2 separate regions of the Mus musculus genome follow, and region 2 is linked to region 1. Evidence: chromatin loops called from intact Hi-C (ENCODE). Cell type or tissue: left cerebral cortex. All regions are shown on one strand. Each heading gives the region's core, and the rest is flanking DNA. Links, peaks and the distances in the headings are about the cores only.

Region 1 (8,058 bases), core at 2,066-7,065:
TCTTGTTACAACTCATTCCCCTTCATCTGCCCATAAACTTCAGTCATGATATTTCATGATATTGCCAGTACCATATAATTTACAAACGGCCTTGCATACCTAAAGGTCTTTTTAGAAAGAAAGGCTAAATTGTTGCAGAGAAAGCCCAGCGAAACAAGTGGGATGGAGAAGTTTCCTTTGAGACAGCTTGAAGAAAGAGATTTTTATAGTGGTAGTTTCTTATTCTTAGACAAGGAGCCGCCACATGCAGGGGGAAATAGAGCAGGCAGCTATTTTGTGTTCCTAATTAAATTGTTTGCTGCTGGTGGCAAAACAGAATCTGCCACGGTTTAACAGGCAGCATCAAGGTAACCAGCATTGGCATTCTACTGTCTTCCAGCACGAAGATACTCTGTTCTTAGCAAGGACAGCAAAGCTAAACTGAATGTGTTGCCTACCTTTGAAGCATGCTTTGCATTAAGCGAGATCTGCCTTGAAATCAACAAAAGCCTAGAATTCACAGGAAGCAACATTTTTAACGTGCTTCATTATATCCAGGTGTCAAGAGGAGTCAGAATAGTCCACCAGTCTTAAGCTACAAAACAGAAATCTGCCCTGTTTTCCCATGCCTGGTTCTATTAAAGGTAACAGGCGTTACAAACCATAAAGAGAAAAACCTACTTCTGTCTGCTCTCTGACATGTAGAATTGTGAACCGAATTTTCTCTTCCACTACCTGGAATGTGGGAGAAAAAAAAAATCACAGTACAAGCTCTGCCTGTTCTGGAAAAATAAACACCTGCAGCAGCTGCATATGACCCTGTCCCACGTTCTGTTCGGGGTGGAGGATGTCTTACAATGCCAAGGTTGAGTTAAAGCATTTCAGAGACACTGTTTTTAGATGACCTGTTAGAACTACCGCGTGTGCAGCACAGGACTGTGACAGTTTCTCTGGCAAAGATGGAGTTCCGGAACCAGTGATTTTTTCATTTATATCATACATGAGAAATGGTGAGCATATAATGCTGAGGTTAAGTGCTATTTAAAGATCCCTATTTTAAGTCACGCTAGGACGATTAAAGAGTTAAGTAACACCATCCTCCCCCCCCCCCCAATTGCAGAATCAGAGGATGTAGCTTTCCACCAGGGTTGGCTTCCTTATGCTGTTGCCTGATTTCACTTTTCAAAGTCAGTGATGAGGCCCCTCCCTTCCAAACCAAACAAGATACTCAGCAACAAAAAGCCTCACATTAACACAGAACCGTCATCTCCTCACTCCCTCCCTGCACTCATTACCCTACCTTCCCCAGTGCTGAAAGATGCAACTCTGAAAGGCTCTTGCAAGACTCTAGAATCATTATTGTTCTTTAACATAAGGGACTGGTTAGACAGGGCTGAAAAACATTCTAGCTACAAGCAGAAAAGGAAATGGGGATGTTTGGCTACTTTCCTGAACACATCAAAAGCCCCTGTTACAATTTCAAAAAAACCTTAATGTGATTGAGGGTTTGTAAATTCTAGATTTCTCTTAAAAATAGATTTGTATTCTTTGATAAGCCACTTCAAGTTTCCAGCTAAGGATGCAAATGGGGATAGGATTTTGACTGACCTACTAAGAGACAGAAGTGTCTCGCACAGTGTCAGCCTGCGACAGAGGCATCGTCAGTCAGGTTAAGAACACTGTTCTGCAAAGTCCCCTCTGGTTATTTATCTGTGTTTATAAGAAAGTCGCTGTCTGTATTTGAACAGGGCTGCTTCCTTCTTTACACGAGAAATGCAGCACAAACATCACTTCTGTGTCTGCATGAAATGCTGACATTAAGGATATTTAGTGATACAAGAGGGAGAAAAAAAAACCTAGACATTTATCTTAGTTTGTTATCTGTTTGAATATGAAATATGTTCATGAATATAAATACAAATAACCATATGTATGACTTCATAATTGGCCTTGAGTATATGACTTTGGAAGAGACAGACCTAGGAAATACATAATATTCCTATTTTCCTAAGAAAATTAGGAAGCACATTTAATTAATACTGAAATGCAATAGAATTCCTATGGAAGTACTGCTGGCATCCACATGAATACCAGATGAGTTCATTACTATCTACGTTATTGCAATGAATACCAAATGAATTAATAATGCTGGAACACTCAAAATGAAGTGTTAACAAGTGTTGTGTTATAACAAATACGGTTAAATATTATGTGATTAAAGTTATTATAAGCTGAGTCTCAATCAAAAGAAAGCAAAATTTCAGGTCCAATACAGGGACTGAAGAGTAGAATCAAACCAGTATTGCTAAGCATCGTGATTCTTAACTTTGAACATCCCTTAAAACCTTCTACAAAATACTATAATCATTTAAATTACCTTGGTTCACAGTGGCAGAGGTGGAGGGTGGAGGTGGACAGAATGATGAGAAGAGGGTGGGAAGGGGGTGGGCTGTGAATAAGAGAAACTCACATCTGAAAGAATTCAGTTCAACTTGGAAGTAAATATATGATTTTCCATACGTGCACATTTAAAAGCATGGAGTTTCTAGTCCATCTTTCTTACGACATGCTTATTTATATAAAATAAAAACTTAATATATTTTAAGAAATTAAACTAATGATTAATAAGAACATTTCAGCTTTCTGACTAATGTCCTACGTTACAGAATCCACACCAATATTCATAATCCAGCCCAACTACGTATATGTACACGACTGCCTGCCTTCTGCTGCAGCAAAGCTGGATTCTGCATGTGTATGGCATTATTTATGCACTTAGATGCAGTGTATTGTAACGATTCATATCTATTATAGATTTAGTAAGACACGAAGGCATAAGTGGATTTAATCAGACATGTAATTATTTTTATGCCTCCAACTCAAAAATATGCGTAAATAAATTTATGGTTATTTGGCAATCAGTGAGAATGGTCTTTATAAATGTTGAAACAGCTGCTGGCAAACATATTTGCAAAAGAAAGAGGATGGTTCTTATCTTCCAACCAGCAAGCGATAAAGGGATGAGTTAGCTGGGAATGCACTGTCCTAGCTGTTAAATATTTGTTTCATCATCTTCAATATTACACAAACATGCATTCAACATAAGGAAACCTGGCATTTCTTTCCCTTTGTGGGAAAGGAGCTCATTTTCTCAGAGGAGCACATTTTCTCAGAGGAGAACCTTGGAGCACACCTATACGTTACAATGCTCTTATTTTCTAGTTCTGAGTAGCTGCTGTCATGCTGTTTGACTTCCACATTCCCGTTTATTCTGTCATTGGTGGTATCGTTCCGGATCTTGAGATGGAACATTCTCATTTGAAATAATGGGCTACGATGGCGTGCGCACTTCTGTCAAATATGTTGATTCTGGCGTCTGTTAGGGTTGCTGCTCTGACTTTCACAGTGGCTTTAAGACATTTGTAAAACTTTGCCGGGAAGGATAGTAACTGGCAATCTTCGAGTTAGCTGGTTATGATTACTTCTCTGTGTTGAAACATCTAATAAATTATGCATCTAAAAATGTAGATCTTGGACAAATACTCTGAGAAAAATCTAATTTTCTTGAAATATATCTTTTTTCATTCTCTCAAGTTTTCAGCTGAAATTTTGTGCTTTGGACTGTTGAGAAATTAATAGCATCGGCATCTGGTATCTTCTCTCTAACCTTCAGCAGAGAAAAAGCTTCTCAGAGCTCTCCTAATGTGTCAATTAGGACCTAGGCAGATTACTTCACGAGGAATTATGTATTTCATTTGTCTAGTATCAGGTATAAAAGAGTATAATATATTAAAGTAGGACACAACCAGGCACACTCGCGCGCTCAGGACTGGGATAGGCCATGTAAATAAAGCTGTCGCCCTGGCTTCCCAAGGTGAAGACTGTATCAGCCTGCGTTCTATGCTTATGATCATTTCCAATACTATCCGGTTGGGGTTAGTTAGCAGCCTTAGATGTCACGGTCACCCGACTTTTGTAAAATCATGGGGTTTCCTTTCATTCACGTATGTTGTTTCAGTGATCAGTAGTATTTCCAATAAATCATACACTAGCCAGTTGAAAGAGCTTCTGCCTGGTATGGGGGGGAAAAACCCTGCAAACGCGGCTAACTGATGCTTCGCCCGCTGCCCAGCTCGGCCGTGAGAGAAGCCGGGATCCTTGGAAAACCGCAGAGCGCCCTCTGTTGATGAAAAAGGCAACGCGCAGCGCGGGAGCGGACCCCAACCCTGTGGATCTGAAGCCACAACGCCGCGGTCGAAGAGTCCCATTTCTGACGTGGGAGAAAAAAATCCCGTTTAAAACTATAAGAATATTGATTTTTCTGGACACAGAAAGCACATATGACTGCAAGCTCCAAGAGAATGGTAGCATGGTAAGTATTTAAGTAGATACACGCACAAACATGCTCGTCTTTCAGTCTCTACTTGCCTAAAGCATTGGGTAAGGAGGCTTCTTTTCCTTCGATGGACACTCTACACGGGTTTGTTTCTATTCGTATTATTTGGGAACTGCCAGAAAACATGGCGTGAGCAATGATGCTAAATAGGTAGAGTCTACATTTCTTTTTCTTTCTTTCTTTTTTTTTTTAATGAAAGACTATAACTAAACCTCCTTTGAAAACACACACACACACACACACACACACACACACACACACACACAGCTACATCCCTTGACCTCCAAGAAGGAAAGACCAGAAAACAAAACCGCCACAACTGTTGACTTTTGCTGACTTTGGCTTAGTTTGTGTTTTATCACTTTCCAACTAAGTTCCAGCAAGCCTTTATAAAATAGTATACTGGGGTACAAAATTTTATTCGTGTGTGTGTGTGTGTGTGTGTGTGTGCGCGCGCGCACACGAAATTTAAAAGCAGTAATTCTATGATAAGAACTCTTCCGTTCTGTATTTCCATTTACTTCCTATTGGGTTGGGGAAGAAAATTAGTCTCACAGAAGTAACATCTTTACATTTTAAGGTCACTGCATATGCTAATTAGTTTTAAAAGCATAGTTGTTTTAGGATACCTTGTTCTGCCCAGCTTTTAGGTAGCAATTGAAAACGTTGCGTTCTTGACTTCCAGTTGTTGGGTGTTACAAACGTTTCTGAAAGACTGTATTCGGGAACTTGTTCAGACATACTGATGGCACAGGTGCTTATTAACCTAAAGCTGAGTATTTACAGCCACAGAATTAACTTGAGTTTGTGATTTGATTGCAATCTTTAATTCCTTTGTCTTAAAAGAAGACTTCTCTTTCTTGTAAGTTTCCTTTTCAAATTCAAAAAAGGAATCCAGAGACAAAATATTAGGCCTTGCTAAGAGAGTCACCAAGAAGGAAGGGAGGAGGGATGTGGAGAACTCTCAGAGTCGTTGCCAGCAGCCACGAAACTCGCCCAGATAAATCGCTCGGCGCACATTTTGATTTTTCCTCACAAAGACAATAAGAGTTTTAAAATAATATGCCTTTAGATTTTTCCTGTATCTTCCATCTTCGGCTATTTGAAGTCCCTACATGAATTCGATCACGCTCAACAGGATTTGTTCACTCAAGATGGGGCACAGGTGCTGAGGAAGTAATTTATGACCAGAGCCAGAATCCTGAGCTGAAGCTAACAGTGGGTACAGCAGTGCCTGGGAGGCTGTTAACATGCAAATCCCCACGAAACAGATGAAAACTGACAGACTTGGTGTCGTTCGGAGATTTCAGCCCACCCCAGTATTCAGGGGAACTGCAAACAGAGGAGGGCGAGACACTGCCGGATCCCAGGCTGGCCAGAGCATGTGCCTGGGACACCCTCTGACTTTTCCCCATATTATATCAGCATTAGCCCTAGTACTTTGATATGGTAAGCTTTAGGCTTTTTTTTTTTAATCAATATACATTTTATTGGGAATAGGATTATGCCATTTCTTTTTCAGACAGTAAAATTACATGAAAATGGTGTATACCGGAAACAACCCTGATAAACATGTAACTTTCCCCCATTGCTTATGAGCAGCTGAAGATGAATCAGAGTCTCAACATTTTGAAGTGAAAATGAGAAAGATGATTTTCTTTTATTTCTGTTTTTTAATTGAGATTTGAAAAGTCAGCTACATTTACTCACAAATGGAAAATTTAGTTTAAAAAATCATAAATCAGCTAAACTCAATTTATATGATAAAAAGGTATTTAACAGTTTAATGCTTCCCCTTTCCCAAATAATTTTATCCTCACAAATTGCATTGTAAAATAATTTCATGCCACTGTACAATATTTTAAGCACTTCATTTTAAGAAACACTAAATATTTTAAAAAGTAGCCCACCAGAGGGCAGTCAGCTTTTAGTCTAACGTGTTTGAAATGAATTTATTGGTGTGGTTGGTTGGATTTTGAATTAAAATCACATTAGTCTTTGCATCCATAAATTCCTGACTTAAGGCTGGAAAGTATGACTTCAATCATTCTGATTAGAAATCTTCAGATATTCTAACATTTGCCCTTCTTTATACCCTCAATTGGTTATTGTGATATTTATGTTTTGTAATAAAACAGGGTTTATTCTGATTTGAGGTGCCTTGAAGGCAGCAATATTTTTCAGTCAGTAGATACTTCAGAAAAACCCCCACTGAGAAAGTATAGGAGAGACAGTTTCCTTGTTCACCTCTGCCTGAGGTATTAAAATTAATTGTTAATGCTAATTTTGGAATGAGTCTGGTATGGGTGCTAATGGTGAATAGTATGTTTGAAATCATACACTGTACAAGAGGTGCAATGGAGATTCTGAACATGAAGTGGGGCTTGGAGATTCCTAGGTTTGCTTTCTCATGCAGGTGCCACAGTGCAGCCACTAAATGTCCTGATGTCATCTTAGTCGTTGGCTGTGATGTTACTGATCTAGAAGATGCTTGAAAGAACCTGAGTATCCTTGCTTTCGGCTTTGTCGAAACCAAATGAGCTGGGCACCTGCTTGTAATCCTAGCACTTCAGAGGCTCAGGAAAGAGGGGTGAGGGTGAGGGGTGTGTTGAGGTCAGCCTGGAGATTGCAAAGAGAGCAAGCCACTGATGTCAGACAGTATGGTGCCATTGCTTATATTGTTATTATTTGCAGAGCTCTGGCTGTCACAATTTTGAGCTCTGGAAGTGAAGCTACAGCCTCCCAGAGCTCACAGAAGAGGCACTAGTGACAGTATTTTCTTTTGAGGGTATAGATGCTTTCAGGTACTTGTTTGTAGTAATTCTCTAAGCCAAACACCCGCACTAAATGATTTGCTCGGGATTAAAGAACCGAGCCAGTAAATTGTCATGTTCCATTTGCTAATGTGCCTTGGAATTCAGGAACCGTAGAAGAGACCTGAGTACTAGGGTACTTTCCCATTGGTATTATTTATTTTTGATTTATTGTTTAGAGGAACACGTTTTTCTTTTTCTCTCCATCCCCCTTCACCTCTTTGTGTGTGTACATGAATAAAGGTGTTCATAGAAGCCTGAAGAGGGTATCTGATACCCTGGAGTTGGAGTTACAGGCAGTTGTGAGCGACCTGATATGTGTGCTGAGAATGGAGCTCAGATCCTGCAAGCGCTTTTAACTGCTGAGCCATCTCTCCAGTCCTGGGAACATGCTTGCTTGCTTGTTTGTTTGTTTTTATAGCTATTCCATATTTATTACACAACTGAGGGTTTTTTAAAATTAAAAGTATCACATTTATAAGAAAACAATGTTGTGACACCTGCAGAGACTAATACAATTCACAAGAGGACGCAATGCTTCCGGGCATGTCTGATGTGCAAATCCATATTTTGGGATAGAATCTCACTTACTGCTGATTTGCCCTTGATACCTTTCAGTGGTCTCATCTAGTCACATGATCTACAACATGCCCAGGACACCTTTTCATGTTAGTACTTGTAGATACTAAAAACTAATAGCAGATGAGCTGAGCTGTGTATTAGATGAGGCAGCACATTAATACTCAAGCCACCACTGGGAGGTCGGTACTACTATTTCTCTCCCTACTTAGAGGAGAGAGAGTACTGATCAACATATAGATCCCAAATCTTAACCTTGTGGCTTGTATGAGCAACACAAGATTCTGACAT
Region 2 (8,058 bases), core at 1,288-6,287, 650 kb after region 1:
GATCTCCTACTGAGATGGAGTGAACACTCAGCCTTAGAAGGCCTGAGTCCATTTCCCTCTGCCATTGTGAACAGTGCTTTTTACCAGGGATTTTTGTTCCAGCTTGCAGGATAGCATGGAAGTTATAGCTTCCATTCTGTAACTTTGACAGGCATCAGGTCCTTCTCTTTTCTAAAGAGGGCAGAGGATGGTAGCATGGGGGAAAGGGGGATGAGGAGGGGCTGGGGGCGGTGTGTGTGTGGGGGGGGCTGGCTTCTACTTTTCTTCCTCACTCCCACAACCCTACTTTGTAATTCAAATAAGCCTTTCCAAAAAAAAAAAAAAAAAAAAAAAAAAAACAAGGGGGCAGCCTTAAATCTTCTAAGGCAGTTAAGCAAATTTCTCATTTTTATGAGCGAGGATAATCCTTTCAACATCTTCAGAAATAAGTTTACAAGCCCACCACATGCCTGGTGCGCCATGGAAGCTATGTGACAAATGGGGACACAGGGCGTCCTCCAGGCAATCTGTGTGACACTGCAGTAAATCCTTTGGCGTTGGCAGGTCTGCCAGTGTGGGAAGAGAACAAGATCAATTCTCTTCTGGCCTCACAAAGGATCCTTCACTACTGATGGCTGCTAGAGCAGAGGAAAAGCTTAATGAAGTAGCTGCTGTAAGCTGACAGGAATATTGGAAAGGAATAGAGGGAAAAGGAAAATATTACACATCAAACTGGCAGAGCAGAAGACAAAGTGATTGTTAGTGGACACAAAAAGAGCGCGTGGCTGAGCGTTCTCTCGGACCAGCGGGTGACAGCAGAGTTAGTAAACCGCAAACTCCGCTATGCTGCGTGTTTTGGGAACCAAGCTATACCACAGAAGATGGTATCCACTTTGAAAGCGTAGGTCCTCCAGCTTTCTGGAAAATAAGGCCAGTTACGATGAAAGAGAATTCTCACATCTAGGCCTGGGGGACGAGGGGGGGGGGGTGGCGGCAAAATAATGAGAGGCAGACTTCAAACAGGATCTGAGGGAAGATCACTTTTTAACCCTCTTAGCTGTTCCTCTGCTCACTAGTTTCTAGGGTTTCGTTGCGTTTCTTATTGTGGTGTGTGTACGTATGTGTGTGTTGGGGGGGGCGGGGGGCGACGTGTTCATGGAAGCCACAAATCAATATAAGGTTTCTTCCTTAGTTACTCTCCACGGACAGGGCTTCTCACTGAACCTGGAACTTGCTGATTGGCTAGACTGTCTAGCCACAGGATTTCTCCCAGGTCTGTCCCCCCCCCCCGGACCCCCCCCAGCCTTCCTCCAGCATTAGGAAGACACCCCCCCCGCACCGCCCCCCCAGCCTTTCTCCAGCATTAGGAAGACACCACCCCCCCCACCCCCCCGCACCGCTCCCCTCCCCCCAGCCTTCCTCCAGCATTAGGAAGACAGAAACGCACCACAGCATCTGGATATTTTTCTCTGGGTGCTGAAGATGCAACTTGAAGCCTCCTGATTGGATGGTGAGCATGAGCATGATGGATAGCCGGTTTCCCAGCCCGCAGCTGCACTCTCACGCAGTGTCCTTCACTGGTCACCACAGCTGCACTCTCTATTCTTGCTTTCGGGTTTCCTTCTCCGAGTTCATACGAATGTGCATGAAAAATGGCACACGGTTGAAGTGGAAAATGTGTGCAAAGCAGAGAAACAGGATGTATTGCAGTTTTGACTGGTGTATTCATAGAAATAGCTGAGCAGTGGGGTTAATACCTTATGAGCAATCAGACAGAAGAAAAGTGACAAAGACATTCTCCTTCTGATTTTAAGAGATCAAACTGTTTGGAAGAATAAAGAAATACACCATTTACTTAGAGAAACTCAACCTCTACTGTTGAGCTGAGGCAAAAGCTGCATACTTTACAGCTCCAGAGTCGGCCGTACATGTGGCGGTTATCACCCACATGAGCTCCATCGAAAACTGAACACAGAAAATTACCACCATCCCGAGTTTGCCTGAGAAATAGGAGACGTCACTTCATTTCCAAAGAAAGCTGAGGGAGGCTCTACTGCTTAGGAAGAGTGACTGAGCTCTGATGACACTGGAAGGAACCACACAGCTCACACTCTCTAGACCTCGTTAAAAATAAGAAACCACACCAGTGGGCATGGATGCAGTTGGCTCCTGTGCTGACCATCCCAAAGCAAGGGCAGTGGGGGCAGAGCATGCTACTTTAGCAAGTGGGGAACTGTTTGGTGGTTTATAGAATATCAGGGCTCTCTTGACTGCTCCATACCAAAACCTTAAATTAAGTTAAAAAAGAAAATCTTTATTATCCCACCAACATGACTCAGCATGTTGGCTGCAAATGGGATAAAGCCCTTTTTATGGGGAAATAGTTTTTTCAGTGTGGTGACAGCTGGTGAGTGCTTTCCTGGAGGGACATGGGCCACAGGATGGAGCACGCAGGACAATTCACGTTTCCCAAAGGTGAGTCTGAGGAGTGTGGGGGCTTGACTAAAGGAATTTATTTGCCCTGATCCCTCCTCCATGGACCTTTCAGAGATTACACCAAAGATGGCAGATGAGAAGCTACCAGAAGGGACAAAGTGGGTGGGGGAGGTGAGGGGGAACAGAATGGATTATGAATTTGAAAATTGCCAATTATCTTGTATCATACAGTCCAGAGCCCTGGCACAATGATCAGCCATGATCCAGATTTTTCAGCTTAAATGCTTTACATTCAAGCAAGCAAATTAACCATAAAATGGGGGAAGGGGGAACACAAAATATCCCAAGAAAGAATAAACTGCAGATAATAAGCTCCAATCTGGTGTTGAATGCAGCCCAAGATACCAATTGTTTTAAGTCACGACAAAGACAGCTGAATGCTCGTCTTGTGGATGCGGAGCGAGGATGATTGCTTGCCATGAGTATCTTCTCTCACAAATAACAGTTTTTTCGCTCTTAATTTTCTGCTAAATTGGAAGCTAACTGCTTCCCACATTGTCATCGGAACACCTGCAGCTGTGCTGGATCTCTGCGCACCATTTCTTTTAGGTAAAACAGCACTCCACTTCCTTCAGCTCCTCATTATACGGAGGTCTTCCTTTCACTACACTAAGGCACTAATGATTCAGGCAGGCTGGTCAGTCATTAAGTGACAAGCAAATGATACCGTGTGCAACGCGTGAGTAATCGGTCTGAACAAATGAAATCACAGACTTGCCTTTCCCATCATTCACTTCACAAACAGTAGCAATGTGGTGCACAGCAGGTAGCTCCGTTAAAACCAGCCTTGTAAAACAAATTTCCCCGCAGCCTGTGGAAGGGAACAGCGATGACGTGCTGGATGCTTCAGTCTCCTGGATGGTGCCCAGAGAAGTTAAGGATGTCTGGGGGGGGAGGGAGGAGCTGGGGGGGAGAGCCTTGGGACATACATTAGAGTAATTAAGGGTTTCGTGTCTTATTGGTATGGTTTTTCATTTGTATGGATCTCAGAAATGACTGTTGGATTAGCAAACCAAAACATCCAGCATGCATCATCAGGAGGGAGCTGTTAAGAGACTGAAGTTAAGTTCCTAAATAAATGTTCTAAATTTGGAGTCCCAAAGACGTCACTGATGTCAGATGGATTGCTAGGAAGCTGGTGATGCAAATCCCAGCAACAGCAACTCCACAGCCATTATTTTCACAGCAGATCCCCTTTTGATTCATCCGCTGTGCTGAGAACAGGGCAAACTAGAAGCTAATAGGGATTGGGCTTGTGCTAGAACTTAAAACGCAGTAAGTTAGCCCCAGAAAGAAGAAAACAAGATGAGCTGACTCAAACCTCTTTGCTATCCCTGTCTTTTCTCTTCCACTGTCTGACCAGTAGACCTTGGGCTACGGATGCCAGCACAAGGAGAAGCTGTTTCTTCTAGGGACTGGACTCCCATTGAGCTTTGCTCACTGTTTCTCCCCCATCATGCCTGATGGATCTAAACTATGTTCTTAATGGACAGGCTGCGCCATGTGACTGACATCAGCTCCTTTCTGCCAACAGAGAGAAAAATGGAGTCTGTAGCCGGTGCGTAGTTTTCCCTTCCCCAGGCACCCCAGTTCTGGCTTCATATGTACTCATCTGGAGCTTGTTGGCTGCTGATGAAAGTTCCCAGATGAGGGCCTGAGTAGTGGCTTAACTGGACCTGTATGCTGTGCATTTGCTGCACATTTTGAGCAGCATCAAGGCCGGAAGGTACCCAGGAGGCCAGCACTGCAACCCAGCACTGGATTTGCATTCTGGCCTCCCAGATACACACACACACACACACACAGAGAGGGGGGGGGGAGGGAGAGGGAGAGGGAGAGGGAGAGGGAGAGGGAGAGGGAGAGGGAGAGGGAGAGGGAGAGGGAGAGGGAGAGGGAGAGGGAGAGGGAGAGGGAGAGAGAATAAACTAGCACCTGCAGCCTCCCTCTGTTCCCTGACACACTGGACACACTCAATTACCCATAATATGCACCCCTGACCTGAACTCCAAACTTGACCCTACTCTCACATCTGAAATGGTTTCATCACTAACATGACACCAGATGTAGAAAGGTCTACATTAATCTCGTCATGAGAGATCGAAAAAAAGGAAAAGTATCTTTAGGCTGTGCATATAAGATGTATATAAGACATAGATGAGTTTCATATTAGACTCCATTCACAAAATCTCTCCTTGTACTTAAGCAGGGTTCCCCAAATCCAAAATTCCACCAGCATGAAGATAATGGATACTGAACCTGCTCCACAAGTAGAAGGGAGAATGCCCCTTCAGGTTAGGCAAATCTGAATGTTGTAAAGTTGCTTTTTAGTGTTTTAGACTGGAATCTTTTTGTGAAATGGCTTGAATGCCTTGACTCAAGTTCCTGTTACAGATCTGTGATCATAGGTGGATGTATTAGTCAGGGTTCTCTAGAGTCACAGAACTTATGGATAGTCTCTAGATAATAAAGGAATTTATTGATGACTTACAGTCGGCAGCTCAATTCCCAACAATCGTTCAGTCACAGCTGTGAATGGAAGTCCAAGGATCTAGCAGTTACTCAGTCTCACGCAGCAAGCAGGCGAAGGAGCAGGAGCAAGAGCAAGAGCTAGACTCCCTTCTTCCAATGTCCTTATATTGTCTCCAGCAAAAGGTGTAGCCCAGATTAAAGGTGTGTTCCACCACACCTTTAATCCCAGATGAAAGGCATAGCCCAGATTAAAGGTGTGTTCCTTAACTCGGAGATTCAATCTTCTGGAATCCATAGCCACTATGGCTCAAGATCTTCAAACCAAGATCCAGATAAGGATCTCCAAGCCTCCAGATAAGGGTCACTGGTGAGCCTTCCAATTCCGAATTGTAGTTCATTCCAAATATTGTCAAGTTGACAACCAGGAATAGCCACTACAATCCACCCCTTGTCAACTTGACACAAATAATATCTCATGTTCACATGAAACAATAACAAGGTTGTAAATACGCCTAACATGATATAACTATCCCTCGTACAATCACAAACGCATTAGTAAATTTACAATGGGCATTCATATTACTTTATAATCCTCGTTTCTGCAACTGGTTACGTGGCCTTAATTGGTATTTATAACTACCTTCCTCTACTACCCATTCTGTATTTCCTTCACCTTCAGCCAGCACCTCAGCAGGTCTTGGCTCTTTTCCTGGAGGATTGACCCATACCTTCATTCCTGATGGGTCTGCGTCCTTTGTCATCCTGCTTGGATTAGGCTGTTGTAGTTTCCCATTGACTTTAATCACAGGACATGGTAGTACTAAGAGACGCCCTAAGGGATCTCCTGCACTCCAGACATAATCTTGCTTACCACCATTGTGAAGAGGTAATCCAATTTCCCCATGGTAATCTGGATCTATCACCCCTCCTAACACTGTTATTCCTTTTTTAGCCTGTTGGTTTAAGGGCATTAGAAGCCCAAAATGACCAGGGGGAAGTCTGAGCTTCCAGTTCAATGAAATGTTTGTTGTAGCTCCTGGTAGGAGCACTCCCCTCTCTGGAGCCAAAACTTCTAAGCCAGCAGAACCTAGAGTTATGGGGACAGGAAGCAAAAATTTTCCTAGAGGGTCACTAGGAGTGATAGTAAGTGGAACTATTCCGTTTTCCACCCCTTGATTCCTGGACCCATGAATCCTGGCTATGGGTGAAACTGTACCATATATCGAGCGCTGATTCAAAGCATATACTGCCTTCTGAAGAACTCTGCCCCAGCCTTCCAAGCTGTTACCACCTAATTGGCGCTGTAACTGCGTCTTCAAAAGGCCATTCCATCTTTCTATCAGCCCAGCTGCTTCAGGATGATGGGGAATGTGGTAAGACCAGTGAATTCCATGATCGTGAGCCCACTGTCGTACTTCTCTGGCTGTGAAATGAGTTCCTTGGTCAGAAGCAATACTGTGTGGAATACCATGACGATAGATGAGGCATTCTGTCAGTCCGTGAATGGTGGTTTTAGCAGAGGCATTACGTGCAGGAAAGGCAAATCCATAACCAGAATAAGTATCTACTCCAGTAAGAACAAAACGCTGTCCTTTCCACGAAGGAAGTGGTCCAATGTAGTCAACCTGCCACCAGGTTGCTGGCTGGTCACCTCGAGGAATGGTGCCATATCTGGGGCTCAGTGTTGGTTTCTGCTGTTGGCAGATCTGGCAATCAGCAGCAGCTGTAGCCAGGTCAGCCTTGGTGAGTGGAAGCCCATGTTGCTGAGCCCAAGCATAACCTCCATCTCGACCACCATGGCCACTTTGTTCATGTGCCCATTGAGCAATGACAGGGATGGCTGGGGAGAGAGGCTGATTGTCCACAGAACGGGTCATCTTATCCACTTGATTATTGAACTCCTCCTCAGCTGAAGTCACCTTTTGGTGAGCATTTACATGGGACACAAATATCTTCACATCCTTTGCCCATTTGGAGAGATCTATCCACATACTTCTTCCCCAGATGTCTTTCTCACCAATTTTCCAATTGTGATCTTTCCAAGTCCCTGACCATCCAGCCAATCCATTGGCTACAGCCCATGAGTCAGTGTATAATCGTACATCTGGCCATTTCTTCTTGCAAACAAACTGTAATACCATGTGTACTGCCCGAAGTTCTGCCCACTGTGAAGATTTCCCTTCACCTGTGTCTTTCAAGGTTGTCCCAGAAAGGGGTTGTAATGCTGCAGCTGTCCACTTCTGGGTGGTGCCTGCATAACGTGCAGAGCCATCAGTAAACCAGGCTCTAGTCTTCTCCTCTTCGGTCAGTCGATCATAGGGAACACCCCATGAGGCTATAGGCACATGTTTGGCAGCAGATGGCATTGTAACAGGAGTAGAAACCATAGGCATTTGAGCAACTTCTTCATGTAACTTGCTTGTGCCTTCAGGACCTGCTCTGGCCCGATCACGTATATACCACTTCCATTTGATAATAGACTGCTGCTGTGCGCGTCCCACTTTATGACTTGCAGGGTCTGATAGTACCCAGCTCATGATGGGTAGTTCAGGTCGCATAGTGACTTGGTGTCCTATTGTCAGACGTTCAGTTTCCACTAAGGCCCAATAGCAGGCCAAGAGCTGTTTTTCAAAGGGAGAATAGTTGTCTGCAGATGATGGTAGAGCTTTGCTCCAAAATCCCAAAGGCCTTTTCTGTGATTCACCTACAGGGGCCTGCCAGAGGCTCCAAACAGCATCTCTATCAGCCACAGACACCTCAAGTACCATCGGATCTGCTGGGTCATATGGTCCAAGTGGTAGAGCAGCCTGCACAGCAGCCTGGACCTGTTGAAGGGCCTTCTCCTGTTCCAGGCCCCACACAAAGCTAGCAGCTTTCCGAGTCACTTGGTAAATAGGCCTAAGTAACACACCCAAGTGAGGGATGTGTTGTCTCCAGAATCCAAATAGACCCACTAAACGTTGTGCTTCTTTCTTGGTTGTAGGAGGGGCCAGGTGCAATAACTTATCTTTCACCTTAGAAGGAATATCTCTGCATGCCCCACACCACTGGACTCCTAAGAATTTCACTGAGGTAGATGGTCCTTGAATTTTGGTTGGATTTATTTCCCATCCT

Evidence for each region. A loop is a pair of places that touch in the nucleus more often than their neighbours do. Peaks named below come from ENCODE experiments on the same cell type or tissue, not always from the same donor. Only the 100,000 strongest peaks of a DNase experiment are listed, where the experiment ranks them.
Region 2: a loop joins it to region 1, with 5 times the contacts of the local background. A loop is called at or near these places in 5 of 42 quality-filtered maps.

Annotation. Positions count from the first base shown.
Region 1 is chr12:118,454,044-118,462,101 of GRCm38, reverse strand. No RefSeq gene overlaps it. Among named protein-coding and RNA genes, the nearest start is that of Gm25577, 47 kb to the left of the region's middle. In left cerebral cortex, for the core only: CTCF peaks have their summits at 4,166 (motif pointing left) and 6,286 (motif pointing right); DNase peaks (open chromatin) are centred at 4,153 and 6,290; H3K4me3 peaks cover 239 bases.
Region 2 is chr12:117,801,292-117,809,349 of GRCm38, reverse strand. No RefSeq gene overlaps it. Among named protein-coding and RNA genes, the nearest start is that of Cdca7l, 39 kb to the left of the region's middle. In left cerebral cortex, for the core only: no CTCF peak of the experiment used is centred there; DNase peaks (open chromatin) are centred at 1,554, 1,953, 3,123 and 3,585; H3K4me3 peaks cover 388 bases.